2 separate regions of the Homo sapiens genome follow, and region 2 is linked to region 1. The links are chromatin loops, found by intact Hi-C in ENCODE. Cell type or tissue: heart right ventricle. All regions are shown on one strand. Each heading gives the region's core, and the rest is flanking DNA. Links, peaks and the distances in the headings are about the cores only. Region 1 overlaps ITGAD (integrin subunit alpha D). Region 2 has its middle 5.1 kb from the start of ITGAM.

Region 1 (8,331 bases), core at 99-8,098:
GCCTCGAAGGTGCCTGGCACGTGGTGAGAATGGTGCCAGCGGCTGACCCTGGCAGAGGGCCAGGACTTGTCTCCAGCACCCATGTGCGTGTTGCTTTATCCTTGCAGTGATCCCACGTGGTAGCCACTGATATTACCTTCATTTTACAGATAGGGACACTGAAGTCCAGAGAAGTTAAGTAATGTGCCTGAATTCACCAATTAGCACGTGGCTGAGCTGGGGTTTAGCCCAGGCACACTGGCTCCAGAACACGCGCCCTGAACCACTTTGCTAAACATTCGCCCTTGATGCTTGTGGCACCCCTAGCATCTGTGTTTAATGAATATTTGTTGATTAAATGGATGAGGAGCCCACCTGGGTCCTGTGTTGTCATCCCTCTCTTTCCAGGCCATGTGGGAGGAAGGGAGCAGGGGGCTGGGGTGGCAGACTGGGGCCTCCTCCAAGGAGGGGTCGGAAACTAGGTGGGGATGCCAAGAACAGCCCCCGGGCTCTGTTGAGCAGGAGCTGCAGGAGGGGGTTGGGCCCCCGCAGTGCATCTCCGATTCCTCCCCATTCCCCCACAGAGTGTCCACATCAAGAGATGGACATCGTCTTCCTGATTGACGGCTCTGGAAGCATTGACCAAAATGACTTTAACCAGATGAAGGGCTTTGTCCAAGCTGTCATGGGCCAGTTTGAGGGCACTGACACCCTGGTGAAGACTGGGCACCTGGGGCTGGGGTTTGGGGGACGGGGGAGGCTGGCCTCGGGGAGGCATCCCGGGAGGGGTGGGGGCAGGCCAGTGAGCCGTGTGTGATGGGGCTGGGGTGGAGAATGAAGCTATGGTCCCAGCACAGGCCCAACTTGAGCCCTGACCTAGGAGGCCCTCTTGGCATTTAATAATGTATCCAAAAGCTACAGGAAATACAATGTTTCTGCTGTTTAAAAACATTGAAAGTGTTTAAAAAATAATTTTGCTATGGAATTTGACTGACATATTTTCTATGTAACTAATGATTTCTTTTTATTATTTTATTTTCCCATAACTAGTGCCTATGTATGTGCAAAAAAACCCCACTGTTTTGTTTTTTAAACAGGGTCTTGTTCTGTCATCCAGGCTGCAGTGTGGGGGTGCAATCATAGCTCACTGCAGACTTGATCTCCCAGGCTCAAGTGATCCTCTTTCCTCAGCCTCCTGAGTAGATGGGACTACAGGTGCATGCCACCATGCCTGGCTAATTTTTAAAAATTTTTATTGTAGAGATGGGGTCTTGTTATATTGCCCAACCTGGTCTCCAACTCCTGGCTCAAACAACCCTCCCACCTTGGCCTCTCAAAGTGCTGGGATTACAGGCATGAGTCACTACGCCCAGCCACAAATTCTTGAGAAGGGAGGAAATACACAAATTGATTTAATGTGTGATAAAATTTTTAAAAAGCTAAGGGTAGCAAATATTGTGGTTGGCAAAGTTATTTTTAATAAACTGTGAAGGAAATATCATTTGGTTTAGATTTTCCAGTTTATATTTTGTATTTTTGGGCCAATGAATTTTCTTCTCTGGGTTTCAGTATATTATTTGTAGGGCTTCAAAACACATGGGAAATGGTTTGTAAATCCAAAATAATTCCAAAATAAAGTTTATTAAAACTGAAAACAATATGGCTTGGTGTGGTGGCTCACACCTGTAATCCCAGCACTTTGGGAGGCTGAGGTGGGAGTATTGCTTGAGGCCAAGAGTTCGAGACCAGCCTGGGCAACATAGTGAGACCTTGTCTCTACCAAAAACAAAACAAAACAAAAAACAAAGCCAGGCATGTGACGTGTGCCTGTAGTTCCAGCTACTTGGAGGCTGAGGCAGGAGGATCACTTGAGGCCAGGAGTTTGAGAGACCCTGTCTCTACAAAAAATTAAAATAAAAACAATAGTAACAGGCACTGAGCCCTGGGCCCTCCCCACTGGCCTTTGCAGTTTGCACTGATGCAGTACTCAAACCTCCTGAAGATCCACTTCACCTTCACCCAATTCCGGACCAGCCCGAGCCAGCAGAGCCTGGTGGATCCCATCGTCCAACTGAAAGGCCTGACGTTCACGGCCACGGGCATCCTGACAGTGGTGTAAGCAACCCCGACCCCAGCCTGGCGATGTGACTGCCACCCCCACTTCCTAACCCTGGGTCAGCACAGCTCTTCTCAGAGGCTGAGGGAGGCTCCAGGGAAAGGGGCTACCAAGGGGCATGTCGGGGCTGCAGGGAGAACCTCCCCCCGGGGTGCTCCTGGTTGCCTCGCTGCCAGTCTCCCTGATATAGGACTAGGCTCCTCTGCAGCTATGCCTCCCCTTTGCCTGGTTCTGCAGAGCCTGGACCCCAGGACCCCTCCCCACCCCACAGCAGCCAGAGGCCCGGGCTTTGGCTCAGACACATCAGGCTCCCATCCTGGCTCCCCGTGAGCTACTCTGGGTGTAACCCTGGGGTGATGGGCTCTAAGTCTCAGTAACTCTCAGATGAAGATAAGCTCACAGCTTAGGATTGAGATCATGTGTGTGGGGTGCTCAGCCCGGGGCACGTAGGAGGTGTCGGATAAATGCCTGAGGTTTTATCAGAGAATGGAGTAGTCAGGGACTCAGGAATTGTCACCCAAGGTCGTCCTGGTGCCTTTCTCCCCACTCACCTCCTCTCCCGCATCCCTCACCCCTGCGCACCCCCTGTGCTACCCAGGCACTCACCGTGGGCCTGCCCCGTGCACATGCAGTCTATTCCTAAAACGATGTAGGAGGTGGGACCCCCGAGAAAGGCATGTGGTTCTTGTAGGAAGGAGCTGGGCTGACGGTCGGGGATCCTTGGCTTCCTGCACACACCCCTGGGAGCAGCCCTGGGGTGGTGCTAGAATTTGGCTTAAACAAGAGATGCTCCCACCAAACGCACCCTCTTTACTTCTGGGAGGCTCTTCTGCCTTGAACGGTGGCCCCTTGTGACTCAGCAACCCAGAGGAAGGCCTCCGTCTGTCCTGTAAGTTTAAAGTCACACGGGAGTGTCCCATTCTGGAGTCTCCACCTCACCCCTCAAAGTTCTTCCAGTGGTGGGGCCTGGGGAAAAAAATGAATGAGGCAGGGGTGACCGAGTGGTTCTCACCAACTCCAGTCCTGCTCTCATGCCCAGACTGCAGGAAATTTCCCAGCAGCCTTTGCTCCCCAGAGCCAAGCCCATCTCAGGGCTGGACTCAGCCAAGGATTGGACCTCCCTGCTGCCGGTCCTTCCCTTCCCTCCCTCCCTTCCTTTCTCCCTCCCTCCCTCTTTCCCTCCTTCCTTTCTTCCCTTCCTCTCTTCCTCCCTTTCTCCCTTCCCTCCCTTCCCTCCCTCACTTCATTTCTTCTCTCACTCTGTTTTGTATTTTAGACAGAGTCTTGCTCTGTTGCTCAGGCTGGAGTGCAATGGCACAATCTTGGCTTACTGCCACCTCCATCTTCTGGGTTCCTGGATTCTCCTGCCTCAGTTTCCCAAGTAGCTGGGATTACAAGTGCACACCACCATGCCCGGCTGATTTTTGTATTCCAAGTTCAAGCAATTCTCCTGCCTCAACCTCTGAGTAGCTGGGACTACAGGCCCGCACCACCACACCTGGCTAATGTTTGTATTTTTAGTAGAGATGGGGTTTCACCATGTTGGCCAGGCTGGTCTCGAACTCCTGACCTCAAGTGATCTGCCTGCCTCAGCCTCCCAAATGCTGGGATTACAGGCGTGAGCCACCATGCCCAGCCTCTTCCTTCTCTTTCTTTTCTTCCCTTTCTTTCTTGTCTTCTTTTTTTAAAAAGAAGTTTTATTACAAAAAAACAAAAACAAAGCAAAACCCAAACGGCAATAATGGTAAGGAAACTTTTTTTAAAAGAAGTATTATATTACCCACAGTCCCTCTAGTCAACCGCCCTACAGTATTTTAGTAACATCAAGGGATACTTACAAGTGAATCAATAAATCTCAGCTGCATAGCACAATGCCACTTCCATACTCATCTTTATTCAGGCTTATTTTGTATGGTCACATTCAGGGCAGAAGCTATTTTCATCCTGTCTGGGTTTTTTTCCCCCTCATCTAGGTCCACAATTTTTTGTTTTCCTTTTTTTTTTTTTTTTTTTTTGAGACAGGTCTCACTCTGTCTCCCAGGCTGGGGTGCGGTGGCACGATCACGGCTCACTGCAGCCTCCAGCTCCTGGGCTCAACAATCCTCCTGACTCAGCCTCCCGAGTTGGGATCACAGGTGCATGCCACCACATCTGGCTAATTTTAAAAAACATTTTTTGTAGATATGGGGTCTTGCTTTATTGCCCAGGCTGGTCTTGAACTCCGGGCCTCGAGAGAGCCTCCTGCCTCGGCCTCCCATACTGCTTTCCTTTGAAATGGCTGTGTCTACTAACAGGCTAGGTCATGACTGGCTAAACCCTTTCCCCAGTGTTGGATATTTGGGTTATTTCCAATATTGTATTTGACACCTGTGTGTATTTGCTCTGAGTTTATCTGAGTTTATAGAGTTACATGAGCAGGTAGTTACTTTTTTTTTTCTTTTTTTTTGAGACGGAGTCTTGCTCTGTCGCCCAGGCTGGAGTGCAACGGCATGATCTCGGCTCACTGCAACCTCCATCTCCCAGGTTCAAACAATTCTCCTGCCTCAGCCTCCTGAGTAGCTGGGATTACAGGCACGCGCCACCATACCTGGCTAATTTTTGTATTTTTAGTAGAGATGGGGTTTCACCATGTTGGTCAGGCTGGTCGCAAACTCCTGACCTCGTGATCCTCCCACTTTGGCTTCCCAAAGTGCTGGGATTACAGGTGTGGGCCACTGTGCCCGGCCGATAGTTACATTTTTAATTGTTTGTTACAGCTGTTATCTAATTAGTAGTCACCGTAGGCCATTCACTGTAAAAGCTTGACCTTGTTTAATCTTCAGGATAATCTGACACTAATTGTTTCAGTTATCTACTGTTGCCTAACAAACCATCCCCAAATTAAGTGGGTTAAACAATCCAGCACTAAGCTGGTGTCTGGTGCCTGTGGGGGATATGCTGGAAGGCAGGCTTGGTGGGGACGGCTGAGCCTCTTATTTCAGGTGGCCTTCCTCCATGGGTGCCTCCAATAAGGCAGCTGGACTTCTCTCATCGTGGCTCAGGGCTTCCAAAAGTGCAAAAGCCGAAGAAACCAAGGCTTCTGAGACCTATAACTGGCATGGTGTCACTTCCACCGCACGTTACTGATGAGAGTGGGACTCAGCCAGGCCAGGTCCAGTGTGGGAGGGAACCAGGTGTGGTTCACTGGGGGCCATCTTTTGAGACAGCTACAGCACAGTTATCCTCATCATGCATGGAGAAAGGCAGAGGCCCGGAGAGGTTAAGTCCCATGCCCAAAGTGTGTCTGACTCCAAAGCCCCTGCTTTGAACCACACTGCCTCTGGGGAAGAGAGTTCAGCCATGGATAGAATTTAGAAACAAAGAATGTGACTTTTTTTATTATTGATCTAATTATGGTTTGTGTGGCTTTCAAAAATGGCCAAATTAGCTGGGCATGGTGGCTCACGCCTGCAATCCCAGCACTTTGGGAGGCTGAGGCTGGTGGATCACTTGATGTCAGGAGTTTGAGATCAGCCTGGCCAACATGGTAAAACCTCCTCTCTACTAAAAATACAAAAATTAGCCAGTCATGGTGGTGGGCACCCATAATCCCAACTACTCAGGAGGCTGAGGCAGGAGAATCACTTGAACCCGGGAGACGGAGGTTGCAGTGAGTGGAGATCACGCCACTGCACTCCAGAGCCTGGGCATCAGAGCGAGACTCTGTCTCAAAAGAAAACCCAAAACGGCAAAATCAATTCCTTAACATGCCTGATAGAATGTGAGGGTGCCAGGACTCCCCAGCCTCTCCAGATGAGAGGACTGCAAATGATGTCTTTCCAGAATCAATCACATCTCAGTAGAGTCATCTTCCTTTCCTCCCCGACAGGACACAGCTATTTCATCATAAGAATGGGGCCCGAAAAAGTGCCAAGAAGATCCTCATTGTCATCACAGATGGGCAGAAGTACAAAGACCCCCTGGAATACAGTGATGTCATCCCCCAGGCAGAGAAGGCTGGCATCATCCGCTACGCTATCGGGGTGCGCCTCTTCTTCACCCCTGCCCCAGGCTCAGCCTGCATCTCCTTCAGGTGCAGTGCTGCTGGGCTCATCCTCCTCGGCTGTCTCTCTGCTGCAGGTGGGACACGCTTTCCAGGGACCCACTGCCAGGCAGGAGCTGAATACCATCAGCTCAGCGCCTCCGCAGGACCACGTGTTCAAGGTGGACAACTTTGCAGCCCTTGGCAGCATCCAGAAGCAGCTGCAGGAGAAGATCTATGCAGTTGAGGGTAAATGGAAGCAAGGGTGCGCCTGGGAGCCAAGGGGTCCCCACCCAATTGTCCCGTGCAGGCTTTTTTTTTTTGAGATGGAGTCTCACTTTGTCCCCAGGCTGGAGTGTAGTGGCACGATCTCGGCTCACTGCAACCTCTGCCTCCTGGGTTCAAGTGATTCTCTCGCCTCAGCCTCCTGAGTACCTGGGATTACAGACACGCACCACCATGCCCAGCTAATTTTTGTATTTTTAGTAGAGGCGGGGTTTTGTCATGTTGGCCAGGCTGATCTCGAACTCCTGACCTCAGGTGATCCGCCAACCTTAGCTTCTCAAAGTGCTGGGATTACAGGCGTGAGCCACTGCGCCCAGCCTGTCCCGCACAGTCTTGATGGGCCATTCCTGTTCACAACTCACTCAAAATTGCTGTCTGGAACCCAAGCCTCAGATCATGTTCTCCTCCCTGTGTTCTGAGTCCTCATGGGTCTCATGGCTTCTAGGAACTTCACTGACCTGTTTCCCCACAGGAACCCAGTCCAGGGCAAGCAGCTCCTTCCAGCACGAGATGTCCCAAGAAGGCTTCAGCACAGCCCTCACAATGGTGGGTAGAGCCTGCCCTCAATCCATAGCTCTTGGATACCAACTCTGCACCCACCCTGGGCTGGGGGCTGGGAGCCAGACATAAACAAGAGCAGACCCCATCCTCAATCGCCAGGGAGAGGCCCCCACGCGTGTGTTAGGGGCCAGGAGCACAGCAGGGAGGAGGGTAGCCTGGGTTCCTGCTCTCAAGGATCATGTATTCTAGTGGAGGAGACAGTAAGCAAGAGCCTCTCAGATAGCACTAAGCATCAGGGTAGAGAGAGAGATAGCCAGAGGAGCCTCAGTAATGGAAAAGGCCAGCCCTGGACAAATCAGGGGAGACTGTTCTGGGCACAGGACAAAGCAAGTGCCAAGGTCCTGAGGCAGGACCCAGGTCCTCGGCGGGAGAGATCCGGGCTTGCCAGAGCCCAGGGAGCCCAGGCAGCCTGGAAGGAGAGGGCTGGAGGCTGAGAAGGACCAGGTGGGATCAAAGATGTGGTTTGGAAGTGCGTGTGTGTTCAAAGGATCCAGATGGGGCCGGTCACTGTGGCTCATGCCTGTAATCCCAGCACTTTGGGAGGCTGAGACGGGCGGATCACTTGAGGTCAGGAGTTTGAGACCAACTGGCCAACATGGCGAAACCCCACCTCTACTAAAAATACAAAAAAATTAGCCAGGTGTGGTGGCTCATGCCTGTAATCCTAGCTACTTGGGAGGCCAAGGCAGGAGAATTGCTTGAACCCAGGAGGCAGAGGTTGCACTGAGCCGAGATTGTGCCACTGCACTTCAGCCTAGGTGACAGAACGAGTCTCTGTCTCAAAACAACAACAACAACAAAAACAAAAACAAAACAAAACAAAGCAAAAAAAAACAAAAACAAACCCAGATGGGTTTACTTCAGAGTAATTTGGGGGTGTCTAGGGGGTGGTGAAATGAAATAAGATTGGTCAAGAATTGATCACTCAAGGTAGGTCACACATACTTGGGGGTTCATTATACATTTATTTCTACTTCTGTATGTGTTCTAAATTATCCATATCAAAAGTTCAAGAAAGCAATAAACAAAGTACACCCAGGAGGAAATGCCTGTGGCTCCCTGAAGGAGCTGAGGAAGACCTCACAGAGGAGGCGACATTGACGTTGACTTTTCCAGCTGGGCATAGTGACTCACACCTGTAATCCCAACATTTTAAGAGGCTGACGTGGGAGGGTCACTTGAGGCCAGGAGTTTGAGATCAGCCTGGGCAACATAGTGAGACCCTGTCTCTACAAAAAATAAAAAAAAATTAGCCAGGCATGGTGGCACATGCCTGTGGTCTCAACTACTCAGGAGGCTGAGATGGGGGGATTGCATGAGTCCAGGAGTTCAAGACTGCAGTGAGCGATGATTGTGCCACTGCATCACA
Region 2 (8,331 bases), core at 23-8,022, 150 kb before region 1:
TCCTTCCTGTCAGCCCGAGGGTGGACTTGGCGCTGGGCCGTCTTTGACCAGGCGGATGAAGACAAAACCCTCAGGATGGCAGAGCAACCTGCTGGAGGGAGCCTGGATCTCCAACACCATGGAGCCTCCGTAACCCCCAAATGCTGATGCTGGGGCCATCACAGGACTGTCTGGGCTAAGCCTCTGTGATTTTGGGTCTTATTACAACAGTTGAACCTTAGTCTCCACCAATACAAATAATCATCTTTGCCGGTGGGGGCGCATCTTACATGCCAGGCACTGTGCTAAGCTTTTCACATGCATTATTTAATTTAACCCTTACAAAAACTCTGTTAAGTCACACATCAGTTAGGGCCTTTTGGGGAAAAACAACAGAACAAGTAGAACATGAGATTTACTGAGTACCAAGTAGCCTATTCCAGGAATTAGTAGTTTTGTTTCCTGCCCTGCTCAGGTTAGGCCCTGAGCAACTCCTCCTTTCAAGGTTGGGAGGCAAGAACTTAGAGATGGTGAAATGGCTGTCGCTGCCCTGCAAGTCACCTGTGGCCAACCATGCTCTTTGTGTGACCTTGGTCGAAACACCTGGGACTCACAAAGCCTGTGGTAGAACAATTTCCTTGGCCTGCCAGACATTTGGCCTGCTGCATGGACAACTGAGGTGGCAAGGGAAGCATCCAGAATGCTTCCCACTGAGCGACAGGCAGCTTTCAGCCACCTACCTCTGTGTGTCATCGAGGGTGCGCTGGCCAGGTCATCCATCAACCCAACACAGTTGGTAGAATGATTACAGCGAATGTTGACTACATGCACTTTGACATCTATTATTATCTCATTTAACTATCACAATCACCCCAAGATGTTAGTACAATTATTGCCCCCATTTTCCAGATGAGGACAGTGAGGTCCAGAGAGTAAGTTGTTCAAGGGCATACTTATAGACCTAGGATATTTTTATTCTTTTTTTTTTTTTTTCTGAGATGAGATCTTGCTCTGTTGCCCAGGCTGGAGGGCAGTGGTGTGATCTTGGCTCATTGCAATCTCCGCCTCCTGGGTTCAAGTGATTTTCTTGCCTCAGCCTCCTGAGTAGCTGGGATTACAGGCATGTGCCACCATTCCCGGCTAATTTTTGTATTTTTGGTAGAGACAGGGTTTCGCTATATTGTCCAGGCTGGTTTCAAACTTCTGACTTCAGGTGATCCACCTGCCTCAGCCTCCCAAAGTGCTGGGATTACAGGTGTGAGCCACCACACCCGGCGTAGACCTAGGATTTTAGTGCCCTTAGTCTGATTCCAGACCCAAAGGCTTAACCAGATGGCTGAGGATGACACTCAGGTGGAACTTTTTTTTCTTACTTTTTTTTTTTTTTAAGACAGGGTCTCGCTGTGTTGCCCAAGCTGGAGTGCGGTGGTGCAATCAGCTCACTGCAGCCTCAATCTCCTGGGCTCAAGTGATTCTCCCACCTCAGCCTCCTGGGTAGCTGGGGTTGTCTCACGTGTCCATGTGAAGAGACCACCAAACGGGCTTCGTGTGAGCAACAAGGCTGTTTATTTCACCTGGGTGCAGGCGGGCTGAGTCCGAAAAGAGAGTCAGCAAAGGGTGGTGGATTATCATTAGTTCCTACAGGTTTTGGGATAGGGGGTGAAAAGCCATGTTTTGCGGGCAGGGGTGGATCTCACAAAGTACATTCTCAAGGGTGGGGAGAATTACAAAGAACCTTCTTAAGGGTCGGGGAGATTACAAAGTACCTTCTTAAGGGTGGGGGAGATTACAAAGTACATTGATCAGTTAGGGTGGGACAGAAACAAATCACAATGGTGGAATGTCATCAGTTAAGGCTATTTTCACTTCTTTTGTGGATCTTCAGTTGCTTCAAGCCATCTGGATGTATACATGCAGGTCACAGGGGATATGATGGCTTAGCTTGGGCTCAGAGGCCTGACAGGATCACAGGAACTTTTCTTGACAATCCAGTGCAATGGAAAAACAGTATTTTATTCTTGTTCTTCCCACAACTTTCTCAGGAGGGCGGATCCTGTAGCAAGTTTCTTCGAGTGTGGTGAGCGAAGCAAATTGGAGGAGCTCAGACGGAGATAATTTGTCTGTGTAGACAAGGAAGGAAATTTGGAGAGGTGGGACTGGGAGATTTTGTTGGGAAGAGAGAAGCCGTGACCCTGGGTGCTGTGCAGGAAAAGGGACGATGAAGACCTGATACCTTCATTCCCCTGAGAGCAAAACTGGAAAATGTTGAGGAATGTGGCAAAGAAGGTTTGCGAAGTTGAGTATAGAGAGTCATGTGATGCAAAACCCACTTGTTTGAAGGAGGTGGGCCAGTGAGCCTGCCGATCCCTGGGGGAAGATTGGTTCCATCAGAGGGAACAGCCAGTGCCATGGCCTTCAGGTGGTGGTGTGCCTGGCAGGTTTGAGGAATGGCAAGGAGGCCAGGGTGGCTGCTGTCCCAGAAAATGAGGTAAGCTCAGAGAGGTAAGGGCTGGGGTTGGGATGACAGGTCATGCAGGTCCTTGTAGGTTGTAGAAAGGACTGGCTTTTACTATCAGTAACGTGGGAGCCTTTGCAAGGTTTTGAGCAGAGGAGTGGCATGATATGTCTTGTGTTTTGAAACAATCCCTCTGACTGCTGTACTGAAAATTGACTTCGGCTGGGCACGGTGGCTCACGCATGTAATGCCAGCACTTTGGGAGGCTGAGGTGGGAGGATGGCTTGAGGCTAGGAGTTTGAGACCAGCCTAGGCAACTTAGTGAGACCCCGTCTCTACAAAAAGATTGAAAAATTACCTGGACATGGGGGCGCATGCCTGTAGTACCAGCTATTTAGGAGGCTGAGGTGGGAGGATCATTTGAACCCAGGAGTTGGAAAAAAGAAAAAAGGCAGTCAAAGGACTGAGCTCTGAGATCCTTCTGAAGAGGTTGGGAGAAGAGGAGAATCAGCAAGAGAAACTGAGAAGGAGGGTCATGGGCGGTAGGCGGGAAGCAGGAGAGTGTGGGGTCAGAGGACAGATGTAGAAATCAGTTCCAGGAAGCGAGGGCCGAGTGTCAGAAGCTGCTGCTGAGTCACTCAAGATGAAGACAGAACTCATCACTGGAGTCACTCAGGCAGCCTTGGTGACCTTGATAAAAATAGTTTAGGTGGAGTAGGTGCCGGGTTGGAGCACAGGCTTGGTTGGAATGGGGTTAAGGGAGGATGTGAGCAGTAGAACAGGGTGCAGCCAACACAGACAACTACTTTGGAGAAGTTTTGCAAAAGGGAAGTAAAAAATGGGCAGTGGTTGATGAGGGGAGTGGAATCAAAGAAAGTCTTGTTTGCTTTTTCAGTAGGAGAAATGTATTGTTTCTGATGGGAACACCAGATTTCTACATACGTATTTTGTATTCTTTCCGAGGGTCTTATATACTTATTCCAGAGCCAACACTGTACTTTTACCTACTGTGGCTTTAGAATATTGCTTTGATAGGGTACTTGTTATGGAATAACATGACATTGTAAGGTATGTCCCATTGCTTTATAGGCTATTGCTGTGTGTTTTCTAGTCCAGTCAATTTTTGAATCAGCACGTCAAATTCTAGAAAAATTCTGCTGGGTGAGATTATAATGAATTTGAGTAATTAAATGGAGAACCGACATCTGTACTGACATCTGTAGTCTTGTAGTCTTGTCATCCATGAAGATGACATATCTCTCTATTCTTTTTTTTTTTTTTTTTTTTTTTTTTTTTGAGATGGAGTGTTGCTCTGTTGCCCAGGCTGGAGTGTGGTGGCACAATCTCAGTTCACTGAAACCTCTGCCTCCCGGGTACAAGCAATTCTCATGCCTCAGCCTCCCGAGCAGCTGGGATTACAGGCATGCACCATGATGCCCAGCTAATTTTTGTATTTTTTGTAGAGATGGGATTTCACCATGTTGGCCAGGCTGGTCTCAAACTCCTGGCCTCAAGTGATCCACCCACTTCAGCCTCCCAAAGTGCTAGGATTACAGGCGTGAGCCACTGCACCAGGTCAATAATCTTTTTTTTTTTTTTTTTTTTTTTTTTTTTTGAGGATGAAGTCTTGCTCTGTTGCCCAGGCTGGAGTGCAGTGGCATGATCTCGGCTCACTGCAACCTCCACCTCCCGGGTTCCTAGCATTCTCCTGTCTCAGCCACCCGAGTAGCTGGGACTACAGGCGCATGCCACCATGTCTGGCTAATTTTTGTATTTTTAGCAGAGACGGGTTTTGCCATGTTGGCCAGGCTGGTCTCGAACTCCTGATCTCAGGTGATCCACCCACATCAGCCTCCCAAAGTGCTGGGATTACAAACGTGAGCCATCATGCCCGGCCAGTAATTTGTTTAATTACATATCTTTTATAAGCTCTTTCTTTCTTCCTTCTTTTTTTTTTTGAGACAAGGTCTCACTCTGTTGCCCAGGCTGGAGTGCAGTAGTGTGATCATGGCTCACTGCAGCCTCCAACACTTGGGCTCAAAATGTCCAAGGGACATTTTGCGAAGTGCGTTTTCAGGGAGATAGTTTGATTTCCCACACCTGTTTGATACATATTAATGTTTAATTAATTAATTATTTATTTAATTAAAAAAATTTAAGAGACGGGGTCTTATTATGTTGCCCAGGCTAGAGTACAGTGTATGGTGGCATGATCATAGCTCACTGCAACCTCGACCCCTTGGGTGCAAGTGATCCTCCTGCCTCAGCTTCCTGAGTAGCTGGGACTACATGTGCATACCACCACACTAGATAATTAAAAAAAAATTTTTTTTAAGAGACAGAATCTTCCTATGTTGCCCAGGTTGGTCTTGAACTCCTGGGCTCAAGCGATCCTCCCACTCTGGACTCCCAAAGTGCTGGTATTACAGGCAGTGAGCCATTGTGCCTGGCATTAGCTCCTTCTTTTCCTCACTTTCCCACCAGTGTTTCCGGAATCACCTTCCAGATAAATTACTTACACTTGAAGCCTTGTCTCAGAGTCCACTTATAGGGGAAATCAAGCTAAGATTTTATCAAGAGTGGGGATGGGGGACAGGTAGGAGGGAACAGCCAACAGCTTATAGATATGTCCCCACCCACGGTCACCAGGTCAGGTGCACACTTGGTGGTGGCTCATTGAGAAAGCCTCTGCAGGTTGGACAGCCAGTCTGAGATCTTGCCTATGTTTTTACAGAGAGTGGACCCTTGGCCACTGTTCAGGGCAAGGAGGGGCCTCCACGTCTGAGTTCGAGCAGCCCCCATAGTGGCCAGAGTGTGAAAACTTTTCCCAAAGCAAACCCAGCTGATCTACTAAACTCCTCCCCGGGCACCCTGGTTGGTATCTTCTCATCTTGGGCTCATGACTTCGTTCGTCCTTTCCTCAGCTTCTTTACCTGCTAACAAATACAGGTAACCTGTTGTTTTAAATTATCTATTGGTATTTTTTATGATTATGAGTCTTTTTTTTGTATAAAGGTCTTTTTTTTTTTTCTCTTTGAGACATGGTCTTGCTCTGTTGCCCAGGCTGGAGTGCAGTGTTGAGGTCATAGCTCACTGTAGCCTCAAACTCCTGGGCTCAAGTGATCCTCTTGCCTTGGCCTCCCACAGCATTGGGATCACAGGCATGAGCCACTGCACCCAGCCTATATAAATATTTTAAGTACAAATGATATAGAAAAGAATATTAAAGTCATCTTGTAGCAGATTGAATACAACCACAAATTCCTCCCATTGGGAGGTGGGATCTGTGTCCCCTTTGCTTGAATGTGGATGAGCTCTGTGACTGCCTGATCAATGGAATGTGGTGCAGATGACTTGGCGCCAGTTTCCAGATCAAGACCTTAGTAGCCTGGAAATTTCTGCTTCCTGTCTGTTGGAACACTTGCTCTTGAAGTCCAGCCACCATGCTGCGAGAAGCCCAAGCCACATGGAGAGGGCACGTGGGGGTGCCCAGGTGACAGCCCCAACTGAGCTCCTAGCCCACGGCCAACTGCCAGCTGTGGGAGTGACCCATTTTGGGAGCCCAGCCCAACTGAGCTTTGGATTACTCTAGCCCTGGTTGTGATCCGACTGCAATCATGTGAGAGACCCCGCTGAGAACTGCTGAGGCCAGGAGATTCACAGATACGCGAGAGATTATAATATGCTGCTGTTTTTAACTATGAAGTTTTGGAGTAGCTCGCTCTGCAGCAATAGATACTGGAACATACCTGTAATCCTCCTATCTTGGAGATAACGACTATTAACATTTGGTTTTCCTGCATATATATATATATATATATATATATATATATATATATATATATATGATTTATTTTTGTATGTATGTACTTATTTATTTAATTTTAATTTTTTATTTTTTGAAACTGAGTCAAGCTCTATTGCCCAGGCTGGAGTGCAATGGTGCAATCTCAGCTCACTGCAACCTCCACCTCCCAGGTTCAAGTGATTCTCCTGCCTCAGCCTCCCAAGTAACTAGGATTACAGGTGCCTGCCACCACGCCTGGCTAATTGTTGTATTTTTAGTAGAGATGGGGTTTCACCATGTTGGCCAGGCTGGTCTTGAACTCCTAATCTCAGGTGATCCTCCCACCTCAGCCTCCCGAAGTGCTGGGATTACAGGCGTGCCTGTATATATTACATGCCCTGCCTATATATATTTTAGAGACAGGGTCTGGCTCTGTTTTCCAGGCTGGAGTGCAGTGGTGCAATCATATCTCACTGCAGCCTCAACCTCCTTGGCTCAAGCGATCCTCCCACCTCAGCCTGTTGAGTAGCTGGGACCACAGGTGTGCATCACTATGCCCAGCTAATTTTTAAACATTTTTTTGTAGAGTCAGGGTCTTGCTGTGTTGCCCAGGCTGGTCTTGAGTTCCTGAGCTCAAATGATCCCTCTGCCTTGGCCTCCCAATGTGCTGAGATTACAAGCAGGAGTCACCACACCTGGCTATATATAAAAATTATAAACAGATAATTTTTAACCAAATGTACATAATTTTAATTGCTTTTTTTTTTTTCAGCCAGCAAGCATTTTTTTCCATCTAGTTATCGGGAAAGTAGAACTAGAGGCAAAAGAAAATGTGTTGAATGGTGAAACCCTGTCTCTACTGAAAATACAAAAAATTAGCCAGGCGTGGTGGCAAGCACCTGTATTCTCAGCTACTCGGGAGGCTGAGGCAGGAGAATCACTTGAACTCGGGAGGCAGAGGTTGCAGTGAGCTGAGATCACGCCACTGCACTCCAGCCTGGGCGACAGAGGGAGACTCCGTTTCACAAAAAAAAAAAAAAAAAAAAAAAGAAAATGTGTTGAGAAAGAGTGAAAAAAATCATTGGCTTGAGAATCACATTGGCGGTCACATAAAGGTGAGGTTTGTGTTCCATGTATGTGTGGAAGGATACCTATTTTCCTGTGCCTTTGAAAACAGAATTAAAAGTGACAGACACAGGGGAGGGTAAGGATATATCACAGAGTGAAGTATCATTGAACCATTCCTCTGTTGAATATTCAGGTTTTTTTAGCTTTTCATATTAACAATAATGCTGCAATGAACAAGCTTGCAAATATATATATATATATATATTTTTTTTTTTTTAGAGATAAGAGTCTTGCTCTGTCGCCTAGGCTGGAGTGCAGTGGCACAATCTCTGCTCACTGCAACCTCCGCCTCCAGGGTTCAAGTGATTCTGCTGCCTCAGCCTCCCAGGTGGGATTACAGGTGCCTGCCACCACGCCTGGCTAATTTTTTTGTCTTTTTAGTAAAGATGAGGTTTCACCATGTTGGGCAGGCTGGTTTCAATTGCTGACCTCAAGTGAGCCACCCCGCCTCAGCCTCCCAAAATGCTAGGATTACAGGCATGAGCCACCGCACCCAGCCAAGTTTGTACATATATTTTTGACTACACTTCTTAACTATTCTTAGGATAAATTACTAGAAGTGAAAATTCTTGGGTGAAGAGCTTGAGGCCTTTACACACACACACACACACACACACAAAAATAGGCTGGATGCAGTGGCTCACACCTGTAATCTCAGCAGTTTGGGAGGCTGAGGAAGGAGGATCACTTGAGTCCAGGAGGTTGAGAATAGCCTGAACAACATAGCAAGATCTTGTCTCTACAAAAAATTTAAAAAAAATTAGCTGGCCATGGCAGCATGTGCCTGTAGTACCAGCTACTCGGAAGGCTGAGGTAGGAGGATCGCTTGAGCCCAGGAGGTTGATTGAAGCTGCAGTGAGCTGTGATTACACCACTGCACTCCAGCCTGGGCAACAGAGCTAGACTCTGTCTCTAAAAAAAGCACAAAATAATATTTAAAAAGCACCAGGTATGCCTGTACTTGAGTTGTCTTTGTTGATGG

Evidence for each region. Hi-C counts contacts between places; a loop is a spot of excess contacts. Peaks named below come from ENCODE experiments on the same cell type or tissue, not always from the same donor. Only the 100,000 strongest peaks of a DNase experiment are listed, where the experiment ranks them.
Region 2: a loop joins it to region 1, with 2.6 times the contacts of the local background. A loop is called at or near these places in 3 of 110 quality-filtered maps.

What each region holds. Positions count from the first base shown.
Region 1 is chr16:31,401,552-31,409,882 of GRCh38, forward strand. It overlaps ITGAD (integrin subunit alpha D), which reads left to right. Exons shown (of 30, transcript NM_005353.3): 6 at 564-694; 7 at 1,949-2,094; 8 at 5,964-6,117; 9 at 6,215-6,365; 10 at 6,874-6,947. Among named protein-coding and RNA genes, the nearest start is that of ITGAD, 12 kb to the left of the region's middle. In heart right ventricle, for the core only: no CTCF peak of the experiment used is centred there; no DNase peak of the experiment used is centred there; H3K27me3 peaks cover 767 bases.
Region 2 is chr16:31,250,751-31,259,081 of GRCh38, forward strand. No RefSeq gene overlaps it. Among named protein-coding and RNA genes, the nearest start is that of ITGAM, 5.1 kb to the right of the region's middle. In heart right ventricle, for the core only: no CTCF peak of the experiment used is centred there; a DNase peak (open chromatin) is centred at 3,071; H3K27ac peaks cover 585 bases; H3K27me3 peaks cover 1,591 bases.